Regions from separate parts of the Homo sapiens genome. Here region 2 is linked to region 1. Evidence: read pairs that join two places in POLR2A ChIA-PET (ENCODE). Cell type or tissue: GM12878. All regions are shown on one strand. Region 1 overlaps SLC10A7 (solute carrier family 10 member 7). Region 2 overlaps SLC10A7 (solute carrier family 10 member 7).

The links. ChIA-PET counts read pairs that join two places held together with the same protein. Peaks named below come from ENCODE experiments on the same cell type or tissue, not always from the same donor. Only the 100,000 strongest peaks of a DNase experiment are listed, where the experiment ranks them.
Region 2: POLR2A ChIA-PET joins it to region 1 with 27 read pairs; 3 of 35 experiments call an interaction of 5 or more read pairs at or near these places.

What each region holds. Positions count from the first base shown.
Region 1 is chr4:146,269,448-146,277,447 of GRCh38, reverse strand. The region is part of intron 10 of SLC10A7 (solute carrier family 10 member 7); the gene reads left to right. Among named protein-coding and RNA genes, the nearest start is that of REELD1, 59 kb to the right of the region's middle. RefSeq lists an enhancer at 3,698-3,907. In GM12878, no CTCF peak of the experiment used is centred here; DNase peaks (open chromatin) are centred at 3,657, 4,007, 5,847, 7,967 and 3 weaker places; H3K4me3 peaks cover 2,480 bases; H3K27ac peaks cover 6,745 bases.
Region 2 is chr4:146,328,719-146,336,718 of GRCh38, reverse strand. All of the region lies in intron 5 of SLC10A7 (solute carrier family 10 member 7), which reads left to right. Among named protein-coding and RNA genes, the nearest start is that of MIR7849, 76 kb to the left of the region's middle. RefSeq lists enhancers at 2,596-2,685, 2,696-2,745, 2,866-2,935, 3,016-3,125, 6,629-7,828. In GM12878, no CTCF peak of the experiment used is centred here; a DNase peak (open chromatin) is centred at 3,168; H3K4me3 peaks cover 1,703 bases; H3K27ac peaks cover 1,157 bases.

The sequences.
Region 1 (8,000 bases):
TCTCAAACAAAGTGATACAATAATATTCTTTAGAGATTTTTGAACTATTTTTGGTTTGGATTTTTTATTCAGAATATGGTATCTGAAAATCATTGCTAGCATATCTAGACTTTGCAATCAAAATTTAGAAAGTCCCCAGGGTTCTAGACAGCAGGTATGAAATTAAAGATATTAAAGCTTCTCTGAAAGATCTCCAGCTTGACCCTCAAGTATCATTCATCTTAATGATATGCCAGATGTTCACCCTGATACTCTCATGCTCTATTCCTCCTCTTCTTCCTCCACGTCAAATGTTTTTAACCACAATCTACATTTAGAAATATATTTTACAATGTGATCCAGAATTGATTTTGTAGCTCACTAATGGGTCACAACCCAAGGTCTAAAAAAGATTGCTTTATAGCTTGCTTAGCGAGAAGGTTTTACCTTCTTCCTCAAATAGTCACCACGTAGGCTTTGGCTTCTGCTGTCCCTTTTTCAGTGGATTTTTTTTTTTTAGATGGAGTCTCACTCTCACTCAGGCTAGAGTGCGGTGGCATGATCATAGCTCACTGCAGCCTCCAACTCCTGGGCTCCAACCATCCTCCTACCTCAGTCTCCTGAGTAGCTGGGGCTACAGGCCTGAGCCACCATGCCTGGCTAATTTTTAAAAATTTTTTTGTAGAGACGGGGGCTTCGTTATGTTGCCCAGGCTGATCTTAAACTCCTGGCCTCAAGCAATCCTCCCACCTCAGCCTCTCAAAGCACTGGGATTACAAGTATGAGCCACTGCACCAGGCCTTCACTGAACTTTAACCCAAATTTCTGATACCATGTAGGAAGCAGAGCTAAATTAAGACTTAAAGTGATTCTTAATTTGCATAAGATTTCTTTTATTTAGATTATTATTTTATTCAGCTTATGTAACAGTTTTTATACCTTTTTTGATTTACTCAACACATTTTCAATAGTAATAATAGCAGCAAACATTAATTGGGCATTTAATAGGTAAACATTGTGCAAAGTGCTAGTTACATAAAGTTTACTTTAAAATACTTCTCTGTGGACAGTGTGGTAATTATGTATGTACTTGTTAGTTTAGACTTCAGTGCCAGGAACAGCCAATTGCTCTAACAGAAAATTTTCACTGTAGTGTTCAGCCACAACTTTATCAGAAGGGAAATACTCACTCCAGAGGCAGCTACAACAAATACTTTTGTTATATCTCTATCAACCAGAGACCTTACTAATTAGCATAATGAATACAGAAATTCATTATTTTGATTGGTGAAATTACTGACTTGTTACTTTGCATGATAAATGTAATAAATGGGTTCTCATTGATATCTGGACTGCCTAAAAGTTTGAGAGAGACTTCCCACTTGCTATAAGAATCTGGCAAATCCCATAGTCTACATATGAAACCATCAGGGATGTGCGGGAGTGATCCCTACCTCATTTTGTGTCCAGCTACTGTTGGGAGGATCTGTGGTTTCCTGAATCTGACTGGAAGATCACCAAATTCTGCTCTGGAATGTCATTACGTAGCTTTGAGGGACCCTCTCATGCAAGGTGCTCTGAGAGCACCTAAAAGGTCCAAGCTGAGACTGCCATTTTATAGGGTAGGTTGCATAAAATATTTTTGTGTTGAACTACTAGTGTATGTTGAGTTTAAAAAAAAAAAAAAACTTCTATGGGGGCAACAACTTACTTTCATTAAAACCTGCTGGCAAAATTATAGTAGTACAGCTAAGCTTCACCTACCTTAAACTTCCTTTGGCCTTGTCTGCTGGAATACCTTATCTCCTGCTTATACCTTATCTGCTGGAAAGAATCCAGAACTTATACATGACCAGCTTGGTGTAGGTCACTTCCCATAAATACTTTGTGGGCACCAGCTCACATGACTTCCACAATCACACTAGATAAGGGAAGTTCCCAAGTGATCCATGACTTGCCCAAGTCACATGATGCCAAGTGGCAGAGCCAGAAATCAAGCCCAGGCCTAGCTATTAGCCACCATGCTAAGCTGTAGTGAGAGTTCTGCAGAAAGAGCCCTGTGCTGTGAAACATCTCAACCCTGTGGTCCACTGGCTATGAAAAGTTCAGACTAGATGATCTCTGGGGCTCTTCTAGCTCTACTATTCAGTAATTCTGATTTTGAAGGGCTTAAGTATGTAGCTTTAGAATCTTGAGCCCTTTGGATGGACACCATAGACCAGCATTTCTCAAAGAGTGATCCTCAAAATTATAGCACATTGTTTCTTAAAAGAAATAAAAATTTAAAAACAAAACAGATTTGCTCAAGCCTACTGATTCTGAATTTTAAGGATAAAACCCTGATGTCCGACACATGTAACATATTTCAAAAGAGGGTATCATGCACATTAAAGTTTGAAAGCCACTCATTATTGCCATCTAGAGTCACCTCTCAGGTTTCAGATGTGCTAGCTCATGTACCCAGATTCTTAGGAAGCTTTGATCTAGCAGAATATTCAGTCAGGTTTTGTGTAGGTGCATTTTGATGACAGTAGGAACCAGTTTCAGTCAACTCTGGGTGGTTGGTTGTTGTTTTTCTTACTTAAGACTGGCCACAATATACCCCACTTTGAAATACTTTATATTCCATCATCAGCCAAAAGAATATCCTTATGACATAACTACTTATGACATACTACTAAGTATTGTATAATAATAAGCAATCATTTAAAACAAATGCAGTAGGCCCGGACCCTAATTTCCAGGAATCACCTTCTTCCTCATTCCATGGTTTCAATATATGATATTGTGGTCCTGTCTAGGAAGGATAAAAACCTGGCTCCAGTTTTTCTAATTTGTAGCTGTGGTTACCACATTTTGCCTAACTTCGAATGTCCTTTTGAGTTTCATTTGTATTAATCTGGTTAAACAACAGTATTTGGATGTAAAAGTATGCCAGTATTTTATTAATATAAGGTATAATCTAGGCCAGGCACGGTGGCTCATGCCTGTAATCCCAGAACTTTGGGGGGCGGAGGCTGGTGGATCACCTGAGGTGAAGAGATTGAGACCATCCTGGCCAACATGGTGAAACCCTGTCTCTACTAAAAATACAAAAACTAGCCAGGCGGGGTGGCAGGCACCTGTAATCCCAGCTACTTGGGAAGCTGAGGCAAGAGAATCACTTGAACCCGGGAGGCAGAGGTTGCAGTGATCCAAGATCATGGCACTGCACTCCAGCCTGGGTGACAGAGTGAGACTCCGTCTCAAAAAAAAAAAAAAAAAAAAAGTATAATCTGAACAAAAGAGAACCACCCATTTAGTGCCCAAAATACCTAGCACTCCCTCCAGAAGCAGCTTGCTTTCTTTAAGATCATGTCTTCCTGGCAAGCTGAGGGCAAAACTGAAGCATATTTAAAATAAATTCAGAATGCCATTTGAAAGTTATCCTTATATAAATCCCTTTATGAAAGGGGACCTAGGTGATTTTTTTAAAACTCTTACAACACAATTATTACTGTAGAAAGATTTTTTTAAAACAAAGAACAGGAGATGGAATCACTGCTTCCCAGAAGTCAGTGTTCTGAAAGGGGCAGTAGACCAAATATGATCATGAGCACTTACCAAGAATACAGGGCTTGTAAACAGATGAGGCCAGTGGGAGTTTGGGCAGCATCGGCGGGAGGGAGTTTCAGTTCCCAGGGCAGTCCACAGCATCACCATCTGCAGTGTTTTAGAAGTGCTGCACACCTCATCCTGAATGATCTCAGTGACAAGCCCCTCCCTGGCCAGTCCTGGTAGACTGCTAAATTTGAGCCCCATAATACTATTTCATAATGCTACTTCTTATAATAATAATAACAACAACAGCAACAATAATAATCCTAATAGCTATCATTTTGGGGATGCTCACTCTATGCCAGGTACTATACTAGGTACTTCCCATACACTGTCTCACTTGAAACCTCTAACCACCCTTCGAGATAGTTATTTTAACCTCATTTGAGTCAGATGTGGAAACTGAGGGGGGTTAGGGTAAGATCATCTGCTTATATAGCTGGTGGGTGGTACAGTGAGGATTTAAACTCAGGTCTCTAATTTCAAAGCCCACGTCCTTTCCATCACACCACCCAGCCCTCTAGATGTACCTATGAGTGGCGTGTTAGCTATCTGATGCTTGCTCAGCCTGAGTGATGGAGCAGGAACAAGAGGGGCCAAGTGCTTGCATGTGTCAGCTTCATTCTAGCTAAGCTCTACCTGCAGTTGTCACCTACAGCTCAATGGCAAGGAGACATGAAAAATCCCACATATTGTACAGTGGCACCTCACAGTATATTGAATCCTTGTCACTGCGCTTCCTAATGACAGCTCTTAGCATTAGAAGCTTTTAATTCCATAGTTTCCTATTAATTTCAAACTAAAAAATACCTTATAATAGAGATGGCTCTAAAGAGATTAATTTTACCCATTAAAAATCAACTCACATGCCCTCAGTGCTCCTGAAAGGGGAATTCCAAAGTAATGAGGGGCACACTTTCTGTTGTTCTGGAGCTTGTCCCTTCTGATGAAGACTTTGCCACATCCAGAAGACCAGAACAGCCTGTTTCCTGGAAATCCCTGTTCATCTGTGCACTCGCTGTCAGTTGCAGAGGGATTTGTTTATTATTATTATTAATATTTAGAAAGTTTACCTCTAGCAGTACTAAAATGTGCATCACAAAACAACACTCATTTACTGCGTTTGAAGTGAAGACTCTCACCCAGGAGAGCCCATCCACTTAAAGTTTGTATCTCTCAATTTCAACTTGCAAACAGAGATCGATAAAAAACAATTGTCCTTTCAGAGTTGCATCTCTCCAATTATTTATTTGGTCATGTCTCTTCCTAGAAGTTCTCTTAATTGAACCAGACACTAGAAACCAGGTTGAGTGTCTTTAATGACAGCCCGCTCCATGCTTCTTTGCAGTAAAGAATACATGAGCCTACAGCTGCAAAGCAAGGGTAACAGTTTCCCCTTGTATGTCCCCATTTACAGCCCCATCCAAACAACTCCAGCCAGAAATTAAAGTTAGCTACCCACTTTTTCAAGCTATGGGGTACCCAGTAGGTTTTTGACAAGTTACCCTAGGGGCAGGAGGAGATATAAAATTGGACACAACTCAAAAGATTCCTGGGCCCCAGGAAGCCAGCTGATTTGGAATGTCATCTGTACCGAAGCTGAGCATGTTAATGAAATTGTAGCTGTGACACTTCCCAGGGCTGCCTTTGCTACAAGTTTGCTCTATACAGTGCCAATGAAAAGATGCTTTTAAAACATAATCTACATCATCCATTCATTCATTCAGCAAGTGTTTATTTGGTACTTACTATGTGCCCTGCTCTAGGCTGTAGGGGGACAGCAGTGAACAAAACACCAAAAAAGTTCTTGCCCTCATCTAGCTTCCAAAATTTCTAGTGGGAATAAGCAGACACTTGAATATACAGGACATCAGATGGTGGTAAGCAATGGAGAAAAAGAAAACCAGAAAGGAGAATCAGGAATGCCAGGGTGGAGATGAGAAGGTTTCAGCCTTAAAGGGCACATTGGGTCAAAATACCTGAAGGAAATAGGGAGCAAGCCTGTGGATATTTCGGGGAAGGAGATTCCAAGGAGAAGGAACAGTGAAGGCAAAGACCTGAGGCAGCAGTGCGCTTGGCATGTTGGAGGAAGGAGGAGGAAGCTCACCTTGGGAGCAGAATGAGTGAGAGATAGGAGACCGGGGAATGGTAATGGGAGAGGGGCCAATAATATTGTGTTAGGCCTTATTGGCCATTGTAGGGACTTGCCTCTTACTCAGAATGAGAGGGGAAGCCATTGGGGGTTTTGAATTGATGAGGGACAAGATCTCACTTCTACTTTGAAAGGATCCCTATGGTTGTTCTGTTAAAAGTAGACTGGGGTTTTGTGGGAAGGTGTGGCAGTGAGAAAGGAAGACTCAAGAGAGAGGCTTTTATCCAGACAAGAGTTTAGGGTGGTTTGGTCAAAGGTAATAGGGGTGGAAGAGTTGAGAAGCTTTGGATTTGAGATCCATTTTGAACACAGAACTAATAGGAATTGCTGGTGAATTGGATATGTAGGTAAAAGAAAGGAATTCAAGATGTTTGGCCTGAGGGGTGTAAGGATCCATTTACTGGCTTAGGGAAGACTGCAGAGGAGCAGATGTTAGTGGTTGAAAGTCATGTGGGAACAGATCAAGAGTTTGGATTTGCACATGTGAAGTTTGATATGTCTTTTTGACATCCAGTGGAGTCTGGAATCCTGATCCAGGCTGAAGTTTGCAGGCTATGGATGTTATTTTAGACTATCAGATTGGATGAGATCACTAAGGGAATGTGTAGAGAAAAGAGCTCCACGGACTGAGAACCTGAGATTCTCCAGAGGACAGAGAGGATATGGAATTATTTTAATAATGAAATGATATGAAAGTCTAAATCAGCCAGACCTATAGACACCCAAACTTGCAAGCCCGTATTCTTCTCCTATCCCACAAGGTTGAAGTGAACATTAAATCACAAAGCAGATGTGAAGACACTTTGAAGTATTAGAAGAAGAGTCTGGCAGTTATTTGGTACCGCCCATGTGCTAGGCACTGCATTAGGCACTTAATTTGCCTTATTAATGCATGTAATCTTTACAATAGCCCTGCACAATAGCTATGCTTGCTCTCATTGTCCAAACTAGAAAACCAAGCCTCAGAGAGGTCAAATAACTCACCCCAGTTCACATAGATAGCAGAGCTGGTGCACCATGGCTGAATTGTCTACCTCCAGAGTCCTCTGACTCCACCGCAATACCAGACCTGGCTCTTTAACCTGGCCCACATTAGAATCACCTGGGAGCTGTGCCGTACTAGTGATGTCAGGACCCTGCCCAACACCTGTTAACTCAATCTGTCAGGATAGGCCCAGGCAGCATAGTTTTTAGAAGCCACCCAGGTGATTCCAATGTGTGGCGGAAGCTGAGAACCACTGCATTTAGACTCGTTTACTCTGTATGCATTTATGTTCTACTAGGTTCCAAAAAGAATGCGAGATGGGTTGTACCTACCCATTGGTTACCAAAACTGACCATTTGTGTACTAATTCTGAACACCAGAATTAGTTGTGTCATAATTAGGTATGTTAAATATTCAGAAGAGAAAACAGAGGAGAATAGAAAAACATAATTATTTTCAGAAGTGACTTCCAGGGTTTTTTAAATTTCTTCTGCCTAGAAGTCTTCTAAATGAGGTCCTAACTGCCAAATGTTTATAATTGTTGAGAATAAATAAAGGCCAAGAGTAGATTATCAGGACATCATCTAGGTTAGATAAATCACAGAAACCTGAGTCAACCTTTTTAAGAGACATGGATCTAAGAACAAATAAGTCTGGTTTTTAATCCCCAAATCAAAACTGCCTCATTCTTTTATGTAGAAGAAATCTCTTCTGAGGCTTTTGTTCAACATAAACACAGTACCATGAAAAGGAAAATTACCACTGGAAGGTAATTAAAGGTCATGTTGACAAAACAAAACAAAATGTATATTAAAAATCGTTAATGTGCATTTGGGTCACAGCCTACTCACATTTACTTTTTAACTAACATTTGGAAGCCTTCTGAAAGTTCCAGTGTCTAAAGATGAAATTATCAATGCAGCCTTTTAGGGAAAACTACATCTAGGTTGTGGGGCAGTGGCAGAGTCAACGAAAGCTCATGTCATACCATCCAGCTTTGCTTTGCATCAGACTCAATAGGTTCAAGTGTTTTTCTTCATTTATATAAAAATACATCTAAAAAACTCTGTAAAATTGGACAACAGTTCCAGAGCCAGTCAGAAGAGGCCAGTTCTGTGTTGGTGACTATGTTAAATATATTCTTTTGACCTTGTGTTATTTTTGTCATATGAAATTCTCATTCTATTTTTGATGTTTTCACATCCTGTGAGTGTGAACATTAGCCAGATTGTCTCTTTAGAAGACTAAACAACTCTTCATTCACAGCCTAGAAAAGGAAAAAGTAAT
Region 2 (8,000 bases), 59 kb before region 1:
TTATCCTTGTAAAGGAGAACCAACTTTAGATTAGAAATGGTAAAGTAAATATTGACAAAGGAAAGCAGGTCCAAGATAGGCGGACTATCTGCTGGCCCAGACAAATTACATCATAGGATCCTGAGAAAACTGACATTTGAGATTCCTGAATCACTATCTTTGACAAATCATAAAGGGAAGGAGCAGAATCAACAGCTGCTGGGAATGTGCAAACATCACTGCAAATACCAAAAAGAGGAAGAAAGTGGATTGTACACACTATTAACTAGTAATTTTGATATCAGTCTAAAGAAAAATTAAAGAATGGGTCATTAAATAGTGGGTTGTAAGGAGTTACAAAGGAACATGGTGTGATGTTTAGAAGCCAGCGTGGGTTCACTCAAAGCCAAGTTATTAAAAACAAGTTTGTTACACTTATTTCTGTTTGAAATATAATTTCTAATTCAAAGCAATACTTCAGAGCAGAGATCTGCAAACTATGGCCCTTGGGCAAATCTTACCATGCCAATTTGTTTACCTATTGTCTTTGGCTGCTTTCCAGGTACAATAGCAGAGTTGAGTAATTGCAGAAGTGTCCCTGCAAAGGCTAAAATAATTATTACTTGGCCTTACACAGAAAAAGTTTGCCAACCTCTGCTCTAGAATCTAAATCCATTTTTTAAAATTTTAATATGCCTACAAATTACCTGGGGATCTTGCTAAGATGCAGATTATGACATAGTAGTTCTGGGGCGGAGTCTGATATTCAGCTAGTTCTCACAAGCTTCCAGGTGAAATCAATGTTGCTGGCGCTTAGATCACATTTCAATCTAGTGAGGATCTAGATTTCAAAAAGATATTTAGCAGATTCACCCATTTTAAGACAACAAAGAGAGTAAATAAATTATGAGTTAGAAGTCACTTCAGTTGGTTAGAATCTTGTTTAAATGATAGTGTTCATGAAGTGTTAGGCAATCAATGTCACCTTGGAGAGAAGTTTTTCTGGTCATTTCAAAATGATTATCTTATCATCATTTCCTTGTATGGAAATATTAGCTCAGTGGTGGTATTTGATGGGAGCAATAATGGGCTTGATAACTCATATGTTTAGATGACCAATATCAACTGGGTTGGTCTGCGGGACAGTTCCTCTGTTGGGCGACAGTTCTCTCTGTGTCTCATATTTCTATACATTTTGTCAGCAGAGGCACTGACTGCCTTTTGTTCTCAACTCTGGAACAAAGGGCAGCTTTGCTTTCTGCCTCTTATAAAAGATTCAGGTTCCCTAAGCTCAGTATTCCTTTCCTGGAATGCAGTCCACTGCTTCTGCAGGCATCCATTCGAGCCCATCTGCATCACCTGCTTGACTTGGGGACAAGGGGAAATGACACCAACATCATGCTTAGGCTGCTTGCTGTTCTATGAGTGGTAAAATCCTTTGGCTCTGATCCAGGACTCTTTTTTTTTTTTTTTTTTTTTTTTTTTTTTACAACATCTGTGGCAACACTTTAATGAGTTAAAAAGAAAGAGACAATAACATTCTATTACAATGCTCTTCCAAAAGTTTTTGGCAAAAACAAAACAAAACAAAACAAAAACCTTCAACTATTGAGGATCCCCAAACACTGACATCATCTTCTCCTGACATCCAGCCATCCACATCGTCATAGCTCATTCATCCAGGATCCAGGACTCTTGAGCCTTCTGCCAGCATACTTGAATGTGTGGCAGGCCGACTTGTCATCTTGAAAGTGTGGTAATCTCAGACCCTTCACCAACTTAGACTCTTTCCCAATAGTCGTAACACAGGTTCCCAATCACTGACTTTCCCCTTCCTCTGCACCCATCTTCCCCTCATTTTAGTAAAATTCTTCATGTTCTACAAAACAGAGAAAAGAGAAAGTCTTACATGAAAATGTCTTCAACTTTCCAACATCAAGCATTCAAGCCTATGTTCATCTGTACCTACTATAACCTCTGCTCTTCTTTTACAATAAAGAGATACCTACCCTCTGCTGTTCTACAAGTTAAACCCTCTAGCTGTGCTAGGGCTCCTTCCCTGCTGCCTCTTTAGTTGCAACAGGTAAAATTCCTTCTCTTTACTAAATCTCTATTCCTGTGACCCCCTTTTGCCTCTTTTCTATGAATTTTAAGAATCCTCAAGATTCTTTCAAAACAAAGCAAACAACAAAACCAAAAACAACGAACTCCATTTACCACACTTTCATTCTTCTTACATTGCTGCTGTTGTTTCTCTCCTCCTCTTTACAGCTAGACTTCTGGAAAGACTTGTCCAAATTGCCTCTTTTCCCTCCTTACTCAGCCCTCCATGTACTCCAATTTAACTTTCACACTAGTCATCTATTGAAATTGTTTTCATCTAGCCTTCAATAAGCTTCAATCTATAGTCTACATTTCTTAACTTATTTTCTGTAGCAGTAAATCACCACACCAAGCTATATGCTGAGGACTACTCAGCTGTTTTCACTGTCCAGACCCTATTCTGAGTTTCAGTCCCATAAATCCAGCTATCACAGTATCTCTAGTTGGAGGCCTTGCAGATACCTCAAACTCATCATCTTTCCCAAGAAAAATGAGTCTGTGCATCCCCAGTTCCACTCTGGCTCAGTAATTGGCTCTATGATCTCCTGTTTGGTCAAGAATCACTTAACTCAGAAAACTAAGAAACTGTTCTTCCTTCTGTTTTGACACTCTCCCCACAAACTTAATTGAACAGTCTACTAGTCTAGTTTTCAAATACGTTTTGAATCTGTTCTGTTGGTCCATCTTGATGACTAAGATCCCATCGCCTTAGCCCAGATCATCTTCTGCCTGGAGTCCTGAATAGCCTCCTGCTTAGCCTGCCTCACTCTAATCTTCTGCTTTAATGTGTTCTCTAAAGTACACACGGAGTGATTCTTACCTAACCACAGAGAGCACTGTGCCAGTTCTATTGCCCCTCCCCACACCCATGGCTGCATAAACTCTTCCAGTGTCTTCCTCTTGCTTTGAAGTGAAGCCCAAACTCCTTACCATGGATTACTAGGCTTTTCTGATTCATCTGTCTTTTAACTTCATCTCTCACAGCTGCACTCCTCACGTTCTGCTCTTCGCTTTCAGTTTCTATATGTTCTTCTTGCCTTCAGTGCCTTTATAGTCTCTTCCCTCTGCCTGTTTCCTCTCCCTTCCCTTCTTCTGTTCTGACTCCTTTGCCTGGTTAACTCCTTTTCTTCTTTCAGTTTTCATCTTAATTGCTTTCACCTCCCTATTAAGCACTCTCATAGCTCACTGTAATGTTCATTTTGAACATTATCATTTTATTGTAATTGCTTAACTGTCTTCTCTAAAAAACGTTGAGGGCATTGATTGTGTATGTGTCATTCACCTCTGTGTCTCATCATCTAATAGGGTCTGGCATGGTAGTCACTAAGTAGGTATATGTTGAATGTGTCAGTGACAAATCAAAATCTGAAAAGATAATAGGCCAAATCTAATAAGCTAATGTTTAATATAAGTGTAGAAGACCCTTAATTTTGGCCTGAAAAAAATCACACTTTTTTGAGAATGAGATGATAGAGGTATTTTTTGATCAAAGTATTAAAGTTAGAGAGGAACCAGGTAGAACTGCTTTCTCTGGTGGGAACTGTTTATGGCATACACTATTATGACATAAACCATATATTCACCTTTTCCCCTCGGCACCAGTAATATAGGATACATGGTACTCAATAAATGTTTGCTTAATTAAATGTAATGTCGTTAGGACAAGCCAGCTGCCATTCCTGTAAGGCCTCACTGAGTGACATTGCTTTAATGGGATCACCACAATCCAGGAATAGGTCCATATCTTTACATATCCAGAAATATCATCAGCACACCTTAGTGTGGTTATGTTCTAGGAGACTGATGTCAACTAGTCAGTGTGCTATCTTCCTGTCAGAAATGCTACTTGGAAAACAAAATTATTACTAAAAGTTTTCTTGACAAGCATGGTGTATTATTCTGTCCTTGCATTGCTATAAAGAAATACCTGAGACTGGGTAATTTATAAAGAAAAGAGGCTTAATTGGCTTATGGTTCTGCAGGCTATACAGGAAGCATAATGGCCTCTGCTTCTGGGAGGCCTCAGGGAGCACTTACTCATGGTGGAAGGCAAAGCAGGAGCAGGCACTTCACATGGTGAAAGCAAGAGCAAGACAGTGAGCAAGGTAGGAGGTACTACACACTTTTAAACAACCAGATCTCACAAGAACTAACTATCATGAAAATAACACCAAAGGGATGGTGCTAAACAATTCATGAAGGATCCACCCCCGTGATCCAATCACCTCCCACTAGGCTCCACCACCAACATTGGAGATTACAACTCAACATGAGATATGGGTGGGGACACAGAGCCAAATCATAGCACGTGATCTCAGACTAGAGAGAATTAACTGGACAATGTCAGTGGCTAGTATTATCCAGCTCAAATAGTTGGATGCCTCTGTCTTCACAATAGTGTACCGTGCCTAATAAACAAAGCAGCATGTTCCTGTCAGCTGCTAGACCATAACTGCTAAATGTTTGATTTGGGCATGTTAAGATCCTTAGTCTGTGAAGGTCTAGTTGTAAAGGGGAAAGTATAGTCAGAGGAGAGGAAAGAGGCCCTTGCTCACCAATCCACCACCACTTTCTTTCTAACTACCCTTCCCTAGGCTCCTAATGTCTCTTTCTTTCTTTCTAAAAGTTTTCTCAGTTATGTATCTTGACATTCATGCTTATAATGTCATATTCTTTGGAGACTATATACCCTGACCATTTTGTTGAAATTTAGATGTGTCCAGAATTCCCTATACCACCTCTTTATAATTTGTTGCTTAGGATTTGTTGACCAGTCTCACTCATTAAATATTGGTTTGACATCATTTTATTCTTGAAGAATAGACTTTTCACTAACTGTTTAAGATATCACTATATACTGACCACAGGACAAAAGATGAAGATAGCCTGGAGGTTTAGATTGACAGTAATCTTTTTTTTAAAATGATATTTCCATTAATACAAGTTCAGAAGAAGGGAGTTGTCAAAGTATAATTTTCGAAAAGTTAAGAACATGATTTTCTTATACATACAGAATGAACACCTGTCAAACATTTATTTAACTGAATAATGAGGAAACCATCAGGATGGTAAAGCTAGTTCTGGGGAGATTATAAAAATGGGGGTTACCCAGGCCATTAGAAAAGCATACTGAAATAAGTATGCTAAATTAGAGACAAAACTGGCCAATGCCTACAGGGCAATAAAACCATAGTTATTGTGGTTATTTTTTCTACTAGACAGAAACCATTTCCATCACTACTGAACAAAACTCTGTAAGTTAACATATACTTTTATAGTCTGAATCTTAACCAATAGTAAATAGAAGTTAAACAAAGGTGGTTAAGTAAACCTTGGATTGGCTGATAGATAATACTCCAAGATGACATTAAAGGGACATGCTGTCCTCTTGTTGCCTCATTTCCAAGTTTTGGTCAATTGTTAATAAGTGAGATTGACCCATAAATGTGGAGCCTTAAATTTATCTGGGTGAGTGTACGTCTAAGAGAAAGCTCAGAACCCTGCCCTAAGAGGAACAGTGGAGGAACTGAGGACTTTTGTCCTAGAGAAAACTTACTGTAGGGTCTAAAATGCTAACTTCAGCATTACTCTTAAAATATAACCCTGAGGAAATAGCTGAAGAAGGCATAGATTTTATTTACACCATTCAGGAGCATCATTTAAAAGGCCATCACCAGGAAGGAGGGTGAGACCTGCCCTAAATTGCTTCAAGGGGAAGACAGAGCAGCAGTGATAGTGATTTGGAAGCAATATAAGAAAGAGCTTTCTCTTCATGAGAAAGCTTCAGCCAGACCACTGTTTGCCTGAAGAGCAAGGGTGTCTTCTCTCTGGGAGATTCTCTGGCAAAGGCACAGCCATCACAGTTCCCATCTGTATATAATGCTGTCCTACTTCATAGAATTGTTGTGAGGATTACCTAAAATAACACAAAGTCCTTAATACAGTATGCAGCATAAGTACTGCATAAATGTTAGCTTTTATTATTTTAATAATAATTGCGATGACTTCCCCAAAACTTAATTATGGTGCTCTTGTCAGAATGAATGCATCATGGCTGACTCATTTCCTAATGCAACTGAAAAGTAGGTTTCAGCGTTATATAAGGACGTGAGGGAGACAGAGAGAGGGGTTCGCACTTTAGATGAGGACTAGACCAGGGTATCTCTAAGATCCCTTTCAAAACTGATATTCTTTATTCTGTGAAAACTGAGTTAATGCAGTATCCTGGAGACAAATCTAAAAAGTCAATTTTAATATCTGTGTGATCTTTGTAGTTGTTGCAGCAAAACCTCTTGATAACATTTTCTATTTCAAAAATTTCATAATTTCACTTTAGTTTTGCCTTTTTTTTGCATGTCCTATTGCTGAGAGAAGCACATTCACAGTTTTGTTGTCTTGCTGTTATTTGGGGCTTTTTGTTTGTATTTTGATGCAGCTAAATCTATCTAAGATTTAACACTCTTTCTTTCCACTAAAGTCATTGAAATACATTCACCTAGTCATTCACATCTGAGGTGTAAATGGATTTTCTGAAAGTTTTTTCAGGAGACAACGAAAGCCAGTCAGTTTGTGACTTGACTTCTTCAGGTGTTGCAATCAGAAAGCTTTATACACCATCCCAATTGCAAGGATGCTAAATCTATGTCTTACCTTGAATCTGCAAGGAGGAGGTAACATCTTTTGCTAGAAGTGCTTATCTCCTACCACTTTGGTTTTATCCATTTTCAGGAGAATTTACTTAGGAAAGAGAAAAGAGAAATAATTAAATTGAGCTGCATATACTCAAAAGAAAATAACATGTTTATTTAATTTTCTAGCTTTCAGTGATTGTTGCTGATGCAGTTTAAATGTTTAGCTCACCCTTTTTACCACTGATATTTGCAAAAACTTGACTCTAAAAAAATGTATCTGCCATATGACATGAAGGCTTACTTCTTAATTTGTTTTATGTTATCAAAAAGACATACTGAGCCTGAAACTCCTCTCAGATTTACTCTTAAAATACAACCCTGAGGAAATAACTTAACAATGCAAAGATTTTATTTACACCATTCAAGAGCACAGGCTCTGGAGTCAAGGGGAGGTTCAATTCCTGGCATTGCTTCTTCCTACTTCACTCAGTCTCTCTGAGGCTCAGCATTCTTACCTAGTAGATGGGATAATATAATAATAGTACCTATGTCAGAGAGTGTGAGGATTACATAAAATAACATAGCTAAATCCTGGGTACAATATCCAACATAAGTACTACATAAATGTTAGTTTTTATTATTTTAATAATAATCATGATGACTTTACTAAAAATTATGGTGCTCTTCTCAAAGTGAATGCCTCCTGGCTGACTCACTTCCTAATACAACTGAAAAGTAGGTTTCAGCATTATACAGTGATTCACTCTTAATGAACCTGAACAGCTATTCTTGAGAAAATAAGAAGGAATATTAAATCCAGAATTAGCAAATCCTTCCTATTTGCTAGGAAACTTTTACTATTTTGGGAACAAATGTTATAAGTCCTTGGAAGAGCTGCAAAGAAACTATCATGTGTCATTGACTATCCATTAGAAGTATTCAGGGAGAAAAACCTGTGGATAACAACACTTTTCTATCTCACTGATTTTCTTTAGTATCATTATGTTGAATTCTTTTTCAGGCATTTCATAAATTTCCTTCTCCTTTGGATCTGTTACCAGAGAATTATTATGTTCCTTTGAAGGTGTCATGTTTTCTTGCTTTTTCATATTTTTTGTCCTTACTGCACATCTAGCATAACAGTTGCTTCTTCCAATTTTATAGATTGGCTTTAGTAGGGAAAGAATTTTTCCTATAGATATATCTATAGTGTTGGTTTGGTAGGTTGCCTTGGCTTTGATTCTGGATGGGCACAGTATTGTAGTCTCTGTATTTCTTCAGCTGTAA